2 separate regions of the Homo sapiens genome follow, and region 2 is linked to region 1. The links are chromatin loops, found by intact Hi-C in ENCODE. Cell type or tissue: PC-3. All regions are shown on one strand. Links, peaks and the distances in the headings refer to the core of each region. The heading gives the core; the rest is flanking DNA.

Region 1 (7,728 bases), core at 827-3,326:
CTGATCCAGTGTCTGAGCCCTGCCTCTGGAGTCAGGTCCTGCCTCCTACCTCATCATCAGCATCTAGTTGGAAGAGAAATCCATGAAATTGACTGAGAGTACCTGGGAGGAAAGTATAGATGGAGAAGAAAAAAGGCCCTGAAATTGAGCTCTGGGACACATCAACAGTCAGAGGTTGGGCAGAAGAGGAGAGGCTAGCAAAGGAGTCTGAGGCATGGTCAATGAGGTGGGAAGAAAACTCAAGGAGTGTAATAGCATGGCTCTTTGTAAACACAGAAGCCAAGAGAAGGAAGAATTTCAAAAAGTAGGGAATGGTCAACTGTGTTGAAAGGTCAACTATTGTAGAAAGGTTAAGTTAGATGAGGACTGAAAATTGTCCATTGGATTTGGCAACATGGAGGATGCTGGTGACCTTGGCCAGAGAGGTTTCTATGATGGGGGAGGAACAGAAGCTGGATTATAAGTGACTCCTGCAGAGGGTGGGGAGTGGGGAAGTGGAGTCAGTGACTGTATTTTTTGGACTGCTCTTTCCTCACCATTAGAGTAAGTAGTAAGGAAAGAAGGCAAGGAAAGGCCAGTTTGTTTTTCAAGGGAAAATGGGTAAGAAAGGCCTGCCTCTAGCCTAGCTCAGCTCAGCAAGGGACTGCATCAGAGGCACACTGCTTCTTCTTCTTTTTTTTTTTTTGAGTTTAAACATTTAGGTTTATTCAGAAAATTTGCTAATCCACTCCTTGAAGACTGATTGATCATCAAATCTAAGTGAATTCATTCTTTATCATATTGCTAGAAATAAATCAACAATTCTAATTTCCATATAATCTTATGCAGGGAGGAGCAAAAGCGTTCTTGTTTAAATAATATTTGCATAAGAATCATACTTGAAGTTTGCAGTTTCAAAACACCCATTTTTTTAGTATTTTTTTTTTCTATTGCTTCCTCCGAGTCCTTCACATTGCCTCTTTCTGCTTGCACTTTCTTTATCTCTGAAGAACCTTCGGGCAGGGCTGGCCATGGCAGGGTACCATCCAAGTTTTTTGTCACAATCTGTTTTTCTCTCTATTCACTAAGAAAATCAAGTTATAGTTATCTTTAACACTGACAAGAAACTATTAGACTATTAATTTCATAAATCACTTCATTTCTTTTTTTGGTATAGGTGTTTAATGCTAATGACCCTTTACCTTCAATCTTAGTTTTTGGAAAGCTTTTAATCTTGTTAATCATATGCTTAAACAAATTAAACAACATGACTAAGTCTGTGATCTAGTCGCTGGCTGATTCCAACAGGAAATTTCTCTTTAGGAAAGTTCACTCTGCAGGTACATTCATCTGATGTCTAGTCATAGATAGCGTGTGTTTCAGACTGTGAGGCAAGAATATAATATTCTAATAATAGGCCAGTTGAACCTGTAAAATTGTTTATTCACTTTGATTTCTTGTGTGTGTGTGTGTGTGTGTGAGAGAGAGAGAGAGAGAGAGAGAGAGAGAGAGAGAGAGAGAGAGACAGGCTCTTGCTTCGTTGCCCAGGCTGGAGTGCAGTGGTGTGATCTTGGGTCACTGCAGTCTCCACCTCCCGGGCTCAAGCAATCCTCCCACCTCAGCCTCCTGAGTAGCTGGGACCACAGGTGCACTCTACCATGCCCAACTCATTTTTGTATTTTTAGTGGAGACAGAGTTTTGCCATGTTGCCCAGGCTGGTCTTGAACTCCTGAGTTCCAGCGATTTGCCCACCTCGGCCTCCCAGAGTGCTGGGATTGCAGGTGTGAGCCACCGCTCCCGGCCCACTTTGATTTCTCTATCCAAAGCAGTGCTTTAAACACTAAATGGTTAAGAACCTTGTGTTTGAAATAGGTTTCCAACCCACACCCCCACCCTGTCCTGAAGGCTAAAGCCTGCTCCAGCTTGTATTGTTTGCTCCACCCTAGAGGAAACTGTTCATTTCTAGATCTTTTAAGATGCCAAACTGGTTAGTCAGAGGATTTCTAAGCTCATTCAAAATTCATCCTTCTATTCAGTCATCACTCTTATGCTTACCCACTCCACTTCGAAAAAAAAAAAAAAAAAGAGGAGAAAAGTCGATCTTTTAAAATGGCACCTGTGCTCTCTAGTTTTGAAGGCATAATATCAGGGTATTAACGATGGAAGATAATAAGTTGTTATAATCGAACCTCTCTTGCCTTCTAGGGGTTAGAAGGATTAATTAATTAATCAATCAAATGATGAGCTCACTGCTTGCTATTATTATTATGTTAAAATATGTGAACACAGAAAGTCTTTGCTGCTGTATCAAGCCCTTCATGATCCATTCTTTGTTCATTTCTTCAGTCTCATCTCTTATTCCCCAGGTCATACTGTAATTAACAATTATATCACAATTCTTTTCAAAACCTGAAAGAACCAGGAGAGCTCTCTTTTGTTTCTTGGCCTTAATAATGAATTAGTTTTTTTCCCCCCTAGGAATACTTTTCTTCCTCCATTCCTTTCTCTAGGCATCTTGTTCTAGTTAATGAATGAGAGTTAGGTCTCACTTTAGATGTCACTTCCTCCAGGAAACCTTCCTAACTATCCAAGGTTGGATTAGACATCCCTCTTCCATGCCCTGGTACTCCCTGCATCACAGCACTTATAACACCCTGTTGTAAAAGTACAGCTGCTGGTGCACATGTCTCCCTGGTACCAAACCTCAGGTATAGTAGTTACTCAATACATATTTATTGAATGAATACATTGAATAATATGATTTTGTAAATAATAAATTAAAAACACACTTCCCTTTAACACATTTTTACAAATTACAGTAAGAAGTAAAACATTAGATTAACTTTATGAATATTAAATAAAATATTAAATAAACAAATTTAACTTTAGTTTGACAGTTTGTAAAGTTCTAAAAGTTCCATGTCTTGTGACCAGAGACACCAAGCTTATGAGGACTATTTAATAAGATTTCTGCACAAGTCAAAGTTAATGATTTACACAGAGTAGGTATTCTTTTTATTGGTAAAGAAATTAAACTTTAAGATGTTGAGGTACTTTCTTGATGACAAAAAGCATACGTATACTGAAATGGTTTTTCACATCCAAGTTAGCAGCACTATAGTGTCCTCTGTGACATGCAGTGCACTTTCTACCATGAAGATGAAACCCAAACAACCCCACCCCTCTAGCCCTCACATTCTTCACTGCCCTCTCCAGCAGCCACTAATGGGACCCCCCAGTCTGCCATCAGCCTCACTGGGTGCATGATCTGTGTGAGTACCCACAGGTTGGGGGCTGCATAAGGGGACAGGCAGGACTGGGCAGACAGAATGGCATGCAGTTTATTCTGGGCTCAGGTACACCTGGAACCCATTTGTGGCACAGGCATGACACAGGAGGTAACACCAGCCAGGTCAGGCCAAGCTCCTGAAGTCCTAGCCCATCATCTGCCTGTGGCCTTCCAGGCTCCTTCTGGGCTAAAAAGGCAGAGAGATGGAGGAGAGAAAGGGGCACCTCAGGATGATTAGCTGGGTCCCCGGTGGGTGAGAAGGTGCAGGAAGCAGGGTCAAAAGAAATCAAATGAAGGAGAGTGTCTAGGAAAGAGGTGTCATGTATGCAAGAGGCTGGTAAAAGGGAGGGACAGACTGGACCCAGCCTGTTTAAGACCTTTGTACTGAGGGCAGCTGCTGTATCCTGGGGCAACGGGAAAGAAAACACACTTTAGCACTGGATTCCAGTCCAGGTCATAACAACAGTTAACATTTGCAGTGCGTTTCTCTTCCTTGTGTCCTTTATTCTTGGCTCTGAAAAGACAGAGTTCTCCAAGTCTTATTCCTCAACCTGCACACCAGACCTTTCCCCACTGATTAGTCCTCTCTCTTTGGAATGTCTTTCTATTCCCCTACTAGCTCCTTTACACTTGTCTTAACACATGTTTGTTTCCCTCTATTGCAAGACAATAATAACCTCCCTCCACAACTTCACCACCTGAGTTCCTGAAGTGTAGTCCATTCTCCTTCCCACTCCTCCCTTTGCACCGTGATTTCCTGATTCGTCTTCTACCCCTTTTTATTGGTAAAAAAATTAAACTGTGAGGGGACTTCTGTGCGCTTAGAACTCCACATCTTAGCTCCATTTCCTAACAGTGCTCTGACCTTGGACAAATTGTTTAATTCCTGAACCTTGGTCTCCTCATCTATAAAATGGGGATAATGATAATCTCCTCATATGGTTGTTCTGATGATTAAAACTAAAGTGTCACTCATTTAAAAGAGAGCTTTAAAAACCTGTTATGTGCAAAAGTTTTTAAAACCTATGGGTTTCTAATTCTAGTAGCCACTAAAAGTATATGACTTCCTGCATTAATAATGAGAGGCAATGCTCCCCAAGTAATTTGGTGACATAAAAGTAATAATCCTCCTATTTCTTTTCCTTTTCAGCTGGGGTTTTTATGCATGTAAAGAACTCATATCATGCCAGACATTTTTAGTACAGTCTTTCATTTCGCCCTCCAAGGGTACTAAGAAATTGGTATTATAATGCTTGTTTTAAAATGGGAGAAACAGCTGGGTGGGGTGGCTGATTCATGTAATCCCAGCACTTTCGGAGGCCAAGGTGGGTGGATCACCTGAGGTCAAAAGTTTGAGACCAAGAGTTTCTGTATTTAGGGATTTAGTAGAGATGGTGAAACCCCATCTCTACTAAAAATACAAAAATTAGCTGGGTGTGGTGGTGCGTGCCTGTTGTCCCAGCTACTTGGGAGGCTGAGGCAGGAGAATCACTTGAACCCAGGAGGCGGAGATTGCAGTGAGCTGAGATCACGCCACTGCACTCCAGCCTGGGTGACAGAGTGAGACTCTGTCTCAAAAAATAAAAATAAAATAAAATAAAATAAAATGGGAGAAACAACTTGCCTAAAATCCTGAGGTTGATAAACAGAAGAGCAGGCGTTCCAGCACTGTTCTCTTTAACAGCAAATTCCATGCTCTTTTCACTAAGCGCTAGTGTAGCTAGTGTACCTTGGTGACAAAGTGCCAACCCTCACTCTTCTTGCCATGATTCCTTCCTTGCATAGTTTTCCAAAAGAAAAGTGTCCCTAACCCTCTTTGAGAAAACCACTGCATAAACATTGCTGCATTTCTTGCTTCAGGTTAGTCCCTTAACCTGGCCTGGTTTTGCTGAAGTTCCCTGCCCCTGGTGTCGAAGGCCAACAATTGGCCACTGCTCCCACTGTGCTCTCCAGCCTCCTTGACTCCCGATTCCTTTTCTGCCGATGGGCACTCAGCTTGGTCCTGAGCCACCTGCCTTGGCACTTCCTTCATCCCCCTTGCCCCAGTTCTCAGCACTTCACCTGGGCTTGATTCATGCTATTCAGTTCTTGACAGCCCCCTTACTACAATCTAGAACTCAGTCCTTTAAAGCAGCTGGGGCCTTGCCACTGCCCAGATGAAGTCTGCTGAATGTATTCTCAGGGATCACGAGAGCTACATTCCTCATCCTTTACTCTGCTTGCTTGGTGGGAACCCCATTTTTTTTTAGATACAGTCTTGCTCTGTTGCCTAGACTGGAGTGCAGTGGCACTATCTCGGCTCACTGCAGCCTCCACCTCCTAGGGTCAAGCGATTCTTCTGCCTCAGCCTCCTGAGTAGCTGGGATTACAGGTGCCCACCATCACACCCAGCTAATTTTTGTATTTTTAGTAGAGATGGGGTTTCACCATGTTGCCCAGGCTGGTCTCGAACTCCCGACCTTGGGTGAGCCACCTGCCTCAGTCTCCCAAAGTGCTGGGATTACAGGCGTGAGCCAGTTGTGCCTGGCTGTAACCCCCTGCAGTAACCCAACATTTTGCTGTTGTTTGAATCACAACTAAACCTGTCACATTGTATCTTAATCCTAGATCTAATTTTGCACCCTTGCCCAGCCTAGAACAGAGGTCCCCCACCCCCCGGTTACTGACGGGTACTGGTCTATGACCTATTAGAAACTGAGTTGCACGTTGATGCAAAAATCCTCAATAAAATACTGGCAAACCAAATCCAGCAGCACATCAAAAAGCTTATCCACCATGATCAAGTGGGCTTCATCCCTGGGATGCAAGGCTGGTTCAATATACGCAAATCAATAAATGTAATCCAGCATATAAACAGAACCAAAGACAAAAACCACATGATTATCTCAATAGATGCAGAAAAGGCCTTTGACAAAATTCAACAACCCTTCATGCTAAAAACTCTCAATAAATTAGGTATTGATGGGACGTATCTCAAAATAATAAGAGCTGTCTATGACAAACCAACGGCCAATATCATACTGATTGGGCAAAAACTGGAAGCATTCCCTTTGAAAACTGGCACAAGACAGGGATGCCCTCTCTCACCACTCCTATTCAACATAGTGTTGGAAGTTCTGGCCAGGGCAATCAGGCAGGAGAAGGAAATAAAGGGTATTCAATTAGGAAAAGAGGAAGTCAAATTGTCCCTGTGTGCAGGTGACATGATTGTATATCTAGAAAACCCCATTGTCTCAGCCCAAAATCTCCTTAAGCTGATAAGCAACTTCAGCAAAGTCTCAGGATACAAAATCAATGTGCAAAAATCACAAGCATTCTTATACACCAATAACAGACAAACAGAGGGCCAAATCATGAGTGAACTCCCATTCACAATTGCTTCAAAGAGAACAAAATACCTAGGAATTCAACTTACAAGGGACATGAAGGACCTCTTCAAGGAGGACTACAAACCACTGCTCAATGAAATAAAAGAGGATACAAAGAAATGGAAGAACATTCCATGCTCATGGGTAGGAAGAATCAATATCATGAAAATGGCCATACTGCCCAAGGTAATTTATAGATTCAATGCCATCCCCATCAAGCTACCAATGACTTTCTTCACAGAATTGGAAAAAACTACTTTAAAGTTCATAAGGAACCAAAAAAGAGCCCACATCGCCAAGTCAATCCTAAGCCAAAAGAACAAAGCTGGAAGCATCATGCTACCTGACTTCAAACTATACTACAAGGCTACAGTAACCAAAACAGCATGGTACTGGTACCAAAACAGAGATATAGATCAATGGAATAGAACAGAGCCCTCAGAAATAATGCCGCATATCTACAACTATCTGATCTTTGACAAACCTGAGAAAAACAAGCAATGGGGAAAGGATTCCCTATTTAATAAATGGTGCTGGGAAAACTGGCTAGCCATATGTAGAAAGCTGAAACTGGATCCCTTCCTTACTACCTTATACAAAAATTAATTCAAGATAGATTAAAGACTTAAACGTTAGACCTAAAATGAGAAAAACCCTAGAAGAAAACCTAGGCATTACCATTCAGGACATAGGCATGGGCAAGGACTTCATGTCTAAAACACCAAAAGCAATGGCAACAAAAGCCAAAATTGACAAATGGGATCTAATTAAACTAAAGAGCTTCTGCACAGCAAAAGAAACTACCATCAGAGTGAACAGGCAACATACAGAATGGGAGAAAATTTTCACAACCTACTCATCTGACAAAGGGCTAATATCCAGAATCTACAATGAACTCAAACAAATTTACAAGAAAAAAACAAACAGCCCCATCAAAAAGTGGGCAAAGGACATGAACAGACACTTCTCAAAAGAAAACATTTATGCAGCCAAAAAACACATGAAAAAATGCTCACCATCACTGGCCATCAGAGAAATGCAAATCAAAACCACAATGAGATACCATCTCACACCAGTTAGAATGGCGATCAT
Region 2 (7,728 bases), core at 2,397-4,896, 120 kb before region 1:
ATATATATATATATATATATACACACACATATATATTTGCATACATATATATGCAAATAGAAAGGAGTTCTTCTGAGTATGATAGCAACATAACAACGAGCAAACACTTGAGTTCTAACACAGAGGCCACAGTAAACAGAGAGAGATCTTCCCCGACTGTCCAAGTGCAAATTAGGATGTATTTTTAAATAATGATGTGGTTATTTGTACTAGTGAAAAGTGAGAAAGAACCTGAATAACCAATAATATAAAAAGGTAGAAAAAATAGGAATGTTAAATAAATAACAGCATACCTATCTGATGAAATATTGTACGGATACTAAAAATCATATCTTTGAGTAACATCTAATGTCAAAAGGAGATGCTCCTGATAAAATGCCAGGTTTTTAAAAAACACTATAAACTTTATATACATGGCATACCATTTTTGTAAAAATTATACATTATACATTATAAACATATGCACATAGAAAGAAATACAGAAAATATTCATGCTGCTCGTCTTGAAGAAGAATACAGCAAGTAATTTTTCAGTTCTTTCGTATGCTTTTTAGTATTTACTCAATTATGCTACCCTTCTTTACTGTTTGGTTTCCCCAACTAAAACATAAGCTCTATAACAACAGAGATTTTTGGTTTATTTGTTCACTGCATCTGGATAATGCCTTGCACATATCAATCATTCAATATATATTTGTTAATAAATACAAATATTATATGCATTTATATCAAATGAGCATTTATGACTTGCATAATCAGAAAAAATAAACTTTACTTTGAAAACAATATAAATTCCCTATTACATATTATTATTAACCTAATTCTCGCCTTCAAAGGTAGCAGTTGAGTTTAAACCTCTTGCTTTATCATCAATCATCCTTAGTTTTAGGTGAGAATTAGTGAAGAGCTTAATGGCCATGACCAACAACTCAGGATTTGGGTGTTTCCAGCTGATATGTCAATTCGTAATAACCTGGATACCAGTCATAGGTGCGTACAATGGGAATGATACTGAAAATCCCAAACTTTCTCCCAATACCCACCAGAGAGCCACAGGTACTTTTTCACCTATATTGGGCCATCAAGTTACAGGGATCACCTAACAGTGAATAAAAATACTGCCCGTCCCTTCAGCCCAAACATCAAATTCAATGGTTAAGAACACTGAATAAATAAAAAGGAATTTTTAAATAAAATAAATGCAAAGGCCTTTCGGTGTAACAAATATACGTCTAGCTGGTAGTCAACTGGCAAATTCATCTATCTAGAATTCAAATGGAAATTATCCATTGTGATGACTCAAAATAGATGTCAAAAAGGCAAACATCCATAGAAAACCCCACCTGGTGTTTTCATGAATAAATTAAGGCCAGAACCCACTTATTCTTAATTTAGTTAAAATTGTAATAAAGTTGATTACCCAAAGAAGAAATCTACCATCAATATATGTGTCACTTATGTTCCAGACAGTTTTTAGGTGCCTGAGATGAGCAAGATAGACAGTTATATTCTAGCGGGGGAGGAGAGCCAACAAACATGGGAGCAGGGAAATAGGTAAGTTCAGAGAGTGCTAAGTGCTCTGGAGATAATATCATGTACGATGACAGCCTGGTGCGGCATGGTATATTTGGAAAGGGGGTAGGCATGGCCAGTGGCTACTTTAGCTAAGAAATTTATAACCTGAATTACAAGGAGGCAAGAATATAAAGTACAAAGAGAAACTCACACCAAGCAGAGGAAACACCAAGTACAAAGGAAGGCAACTGCAGCTGCAGCCTGCAAGGCAAGGAGTAAAAGGAAAGGTGGTAGACAAACATTCGATCCTATAGAGTGATGTAGGCCATATTACAGGGTTTGGATCTGACGGTGGATGTAATGGGACATTACTGCATGGCTTTAAGCAGCAAGGAACTGGTAGGATCTGATTATGAACAGCACAGTAAGGAATACTAACTGCAAGGAAATAAGATAAAATAAAAATATGAAAATCAGATAAGACCTCAAAACGTCATCTGAAGCAATAAAGAAAGGACTAACATTCCTGCACCTCAGTCACGGGCTCCGAAGGTATCAGTGGGATTAGAGCACAGTAAATAACAGATGCTCATCAGAATGAGCAGGATTCACCAACAAAACATAAGAGTGTAAAATGCTGCCAAGGTAAGACACTTAAAATATTTATAAACTTTATAAACTAAAATATATATCATCTAAAAATATTCTTTTTAGAAGGACCAAAGGACTGTATAACTTCAGAAAGTTTCATCTAAATAATTTACTATAATGGTCCAACAAATAAATCTTTAGATAATCGATAAATTTAGTTTCCTAAAACAATTTCTAAAAAGCTAAAGTGTTAAGCTCTCCTTAAAATAATAAACACATTTAAAAATCCATTTTCTCTTCCTTACTATTTGCAAATTATAAAATTCATTTTAAAAATATATTTTTAAATCCATACTCTACCAAACAAAGCCAGTTCTTTCACCATTATTTAAATATATTCCTGACTCCTCACCTCTACTTAGGTCATTGTTCCAGCTTCTAATCCCTTTACCCAGCTCCTCACTATTCCAGCTCAAATCCCATCCCTCACTCTTATCTTCTCTGAGTATAGAAAAGAGGCAAATTTTTTTAAAACCTTGTCAATTGGGGGTGGTGTGGGGTTTACAGCACCTTTATGTGTAACTATCATGGGAACAGAAATGTAAGCAATCAAAAGCTGTATGCTTAAAAAATATCCTGAATTTTAAATTTTATTATTTGTATTAACTGCAATATTCCAGATTTACTGTTTAGTAGCCTAAATCTTCACATAAGTTTTAAATGTATTAAAATTTTAGGGATTACCAGACCATATATTTTAGAAAATTAACCCAATATGAAATTTAAAAAATTAAACACCCTTAATCAAATAACTCTATCCACTATTCCAAACAGCTTGCAAAGAAGTTCAGTGGAAATGATCCTGTGAATTAATATCTACCCTTTCTAAAAGATAACCAACTGGAAAAAGAAATTAGGACTTTCCTGTTACCTTTCTTACCACGTGAAAAATGCAGGTTGTTCATTCTAAAAATAAATATAAGCTTTTGAATAAAAATATATTTTTATAATGTGGATATTATGTGAATCACTAGGTTTGGAATAAATACCATTAAATTGAGAGTCGAAGTCAACAAGATAGAAATATAAATTCAAATTCATATTTCAAAAGGCACTTAGTGCTTGCTTCGGCAGCACATATACTAAAATTGGAATGATACAAAGAAGATTAGCATGACCCCTCCTCAAGGATGACATGCAAATTCATAAAGCATTCCATTTTTTTTTAAGGGACTTCTTCACAAAGAAAACACAGCAGGGGTCTTAAAAATGTTTAAAATGATGAATACAAGAACCTCTTGGCTACAAGAGAGAATTTTTCATTACAAAACTGGACAGTTAGATATAAAATTATTAGTAATGGTTGTTACCTATTACCATTTATAGGTAATGTACATGAGCACAAAGAGCTCTTTAAAAATTCCCTGGTAAAATTATACTATAAAATTATATCTGATAATTCTATTCTTTGTTTTAAAATTTGACTATAAATTATTTAAAATTTTTAATTTGCATTTTAATGTAAGAACTTTGAATCTAAAAGACAAACATAAAAATGGCTATCTATACTACAGTGCAATAAAGAAACTAAATCATCTTCCCTCCCCAACCTTTTAATCTGGAACCATTCCTTACCTGTTTTGACTTTTAGGACATTGAACATTTTTTAGGAGTCCAAGTTGTTGTCTTACAGACTATCACACATTCTAGATCAGTCTGATTGTTAATGTTAAACGTTTTTAGTAAGAGTACTACATTGGTAATGCTGTAGTACTCTTAGTAAACCTGTTGGAGTGCTCTTACCCTGTAGAGGTAAACCCTCATTGAATCACATCAGCATTCACATCATGATAATTCTGTTGTATGAGTTGGTTAATGGAGCCAATGCCAGATCTCATCATTGTAAAGGTACATTATTTTTTCCCATTTGTAATCAGAAGTAATCTATGAAGTGAACTTTTGGCATTATGTAAACAAAATGGGTTCCTTTAAAATTTGTTTATGTGCTCTGTCTGTGAAGGATTACTTTTTGATTATGGGAAATCTGAACTTCTCAGACATTCCCACTAGATGATGCTAAATTTTTTTGAAAGCCATCATTTAAGGTAGTGTCTGCCAAATCTCTCCATTTTAAGTGCATTTTTTTCTTTTGTAATTAATAAGTAACACATGAGGCCATGTGAATATCCTATTCCTCAAAAACTTTCCACTCAGTGATTTTTTACAATTACAGTCTTTTAATTATAACGTAACAGTGTGCCCATGCTAAAGTTTCAAATGTAAAGAACTACGAAAGTCTCTTCCTTATCCTACTCCAGACTCCAACTCACACTTCTGTAACATACTTTATGTACACTCTGTTAACTGCTCCTTGTGCATCCTTCTGGAAGTTTTCAATGTATAAACAAACATATATGCATTTCTTGTCTTCTTTTTACCACAAATGGGATCACAGTATACATACTGTCTTATAAATTTATTTTTTTCACTTAATTTATCCTGCACATCTTTCCTATCAGTACGTACACATTCATCTCATTCTTTTTAATAACTAAAGAGTATTCTACTTACCATTATTTCATTAGTCTCTTTAAGTATACATCACTCTGTTCATTCACAGTTTTATACAATTTCAAACAATGTTACATTAAACATCCTTGTACATATAACTTTTCATGTTTTATGTGAATATACTTGACTAAAATTTCTAGAAACATAACTGTTGAGTCCAAATGCATGTGTAATTTCTTTTCTTTTGATAAATATTGCCAAACTTTCTTTTTAAATTGCATTAATTTCTGCTGCCATCAACAGCAATGCTGTTTTCTCATCTCTTCTTCCTCATTAATACTGGACATTAGCAAATTCTTTAATCTTTGCCAATCTGAGAGGTAAAAGAAAAATAGCAGCTGACAGTCTTTTAATTTTTATTTTTGTAAATAAGAAAGTCAAGCATCTTTTCATGAAATTATTGAATATTTGAAATATTTTCTCTATGAATTGCTTATTTATAGGCTCTATCCTTTTTCTATTAAATACTCCTAAGAACAATATTTTAAACAATGTATTTGAAGAAGTGTAAAACAAGTTTCATTATAATGTTCATAAAACATTATGTTAGTTGGTAATCTGTACCTAAGATACTCTCCCACCAGAGAAAAAGCTATAGTTTCTGGAAGTGTATACTCTCACTACCTTTAATACCCCTTTACCCAAGTGACCTATAGATTGAAAATACTTTAATAAATATGCTAGAGAATCTCCTATATCAAATCTCCTTAATTCATTTTTTAATAAATCAAATTTCTATAGGCAAGTAGTAGGAAACAATTTAAAATTATGAAATCAGCACATTGATCTTTAACGTTTTAGAACCATTAATTTCATCTAGGATTTCTCATTTAGTACAAAACCAAGAAGACATTTCCAAGAACAGTGAAACTAAAAATCTAAATTAAATCTGTCTAGAGAGAGCACAATACAACTACCTTTTACTGTTATATGAGCTACTCTCTTTCTACTTTAAAAATCAATCTTGTATAGACCTGGAGTACACAGTCATGGGCTAGAGTGTGACAGAACTTGCCTGATCAATGTAAAAGGCTGTGCCTGCACGGATCTCTCGTCGCTGTTTGAGATCAGTTTCAGTGGTGTCCCTTGACAGGGCAATGTATTCGACCTCCCGTTTGGTCAGCTCCTGTAGAGAAGAGAATGAAATTATTCCAAAAATAAAATCAAATTTCCAGCATATGATTTGGAACTAGTTATCTGACAATGCCATTGCCCATGAGAAGTGCATTGTTAAACCTAATTTTGGGTTGAAACTTGTTGAATCTAAGTTTGAGAAAAAAGAAATAAATTGAACTTTAATCAAAATATCTATATATCTCCTCAGAGCTCTTCTTCTATGGCACTCAATCCTACTACTTAAGCAATAATAATCAAAATCCAATTTTACAAACCTTAATTTTTCCTGTAGAATTATTTCCAAATATAATGAGCAATAATTTGACAGTATTACTATTTGGTTTGCCCACAAACTATAGCCATTTCTGTAAGTAATGTTCATCTTTTATAAAGGGGTGATTTAGATTAATTTATTCCATGGATCAATGTTTGCCAAGTGTATACAGTATGTTAGGTACTTTACCAAATGTGAAAACAAGGTAAAAATCCCAATAATCAGCTGGGCGCTGTGGCTCACACCTGTAATCCCAGCACTTTGGGAGGCCGAAGTGGGCAGATCACTTGAGGTCAGAAGTTCGAGACCAGCCTGGCCAATGTGGTGAAACCCTGTCTCTATTAAAAATACAAAAATTAGCCAGGTATGGTGGCGCATGCCTGTAGTCCCTGCTACTCGGGAGGCTGAGGCAGGAGAATTGCTTGAACCCAGGAGGTGGAGGTTGAGGTTGCAGTAAGCCGAGATCACACCATTGCACTCCAGCCTGGGCAACAAAGCAAGACTCCATCTCAAGGGAAAAAAAACAAACAAACCCAATAATCAGGTAAACAGAAGATAAATACACATGCATAGTTGTAGGAGAAGTAGAAGGAGGATTTTAAAAAGGAGAGGAAGGAGGTGATGAAAAAGGAGGAGGAAAAGGAAGGAGGAGGAGTAGAAGGAACAGAAAGAGGACAAAAAAATAATCAAAAAAATCATGAGATTTGAAGAGGAAACGATGCAGAATTCACCTGTTTCAAGATAATTTATCCATCCTTAAAAGTCTTTTGCCCTATAATCATGTACAAAAAGTTTTTAACATTATCTTTGGTTTTACAATGTTGAAGTAAAAACAATGACATTCTCCAATCAAATAAGGCACACAATAAGTTTTTACTAAACATGAGGAACAAACTGAGTTACTTAAGTATAATGGAAAATGGGAATGAACATGCCATTAATGGCAAAAAGGGATACTGCCATACAAGGGGATTTTTTCTCCATCCTATCTCCATATGCTACTGATAAAAACATATTATTGTTGTAATTTAGGTCTCCTTTAATGTGCCTGTCCCCATGTTACATAACTTTATGTACGTAAAGGAGGAAAAAAATTTTTTTTTTTTTTTTTTGAGATAGTCTCACTCTGTCACCCAGGCTGTTGTACAGTGGTGCGATCTCAGCTCACTGCAACCTCTGCTTCCCAGGTTCAAGCAATTCTTGTGCCTCAGCCTCCAGAGTGGCTGTGGCTGGGACTATAGGCATATGCCACCATGCCTGGCTAATGTTTGTATTTTTTAGTACAGACGGGATTTCACCATGTCGGCCAGACTGATCTCGAACTCTTGACTTCAAGTGATCTGCCCACCTGGGCCTCCCAAAGTGTTGGGATCATAGGCATGAGCCACCGCACCCAGTCTAAAAGGAGGAAAAATTTTTAAATAGAGAAAACACCGACTAGTGGCAAAGATGTGGTGATACCTAAGGATGTTTCCCTAAAAACAAATGAATTGGCTGAGAGAGCACAATTTTGGAGTAAAGTGGCAATTTCTCTTGTTGGCAGGTATTACTTCTTGCTTCTGGAACACATCACTAGTATCTTCATGTCTGCTTCATTGACTGGCTGGAAGTGATCTCCCTCAATGAAAAACCCTGTCATTACAATAGGCTTCCATTAGTTG

Evidence for each region. Peaks named below come from ENCODE experiments on the same cell type or tissue, not always from the same donor. Only the 100,000 strongest peaks of a DNase experiment are listed, where the experiment ranks them.
Region 2: it touches region 1 in a loop (5-fold over the local background); 3 of 110 quality-filtered maps call a loop at or near these places.

What each region holds. Positions count from the first base shown.
Region 1 is chr13:42,024,926-42,032,653 of GRCh38, forward strand. No RefSeq gene overlaps it. Among named protein-coding and RNA genes, the nearest start is that of DGKH, 20 kb to the right of the region's middle. In PC-3, for the core only: no CTCF peak of the experiment used is centred there; DNase peaks (open chromatin) are centred at 1,316 and 1,936; H3K4me3 peaks cover 1,583 bases; H3K27ac peaks cover 1,853 bases.
Region 2 is chr13:41,901,894-41,909,621 of GRCh38, forward strand. VWA8 (von Willebrand factor A domain containing 8) reads right to left here. Exons shown (of 45, transcript NM_015058.2): 4 at 5,693-5,803. It also overlaps the pseudogene RNU6-74P. Among named protein-coding and RNA genes, the nearest start is that of VWA8, 55 kb to the right of the region's middle. In PC-3, for the core only: CTCF peaks have their summits at 3,942 and 4,141; no DNase peak of the experiment used is centred there.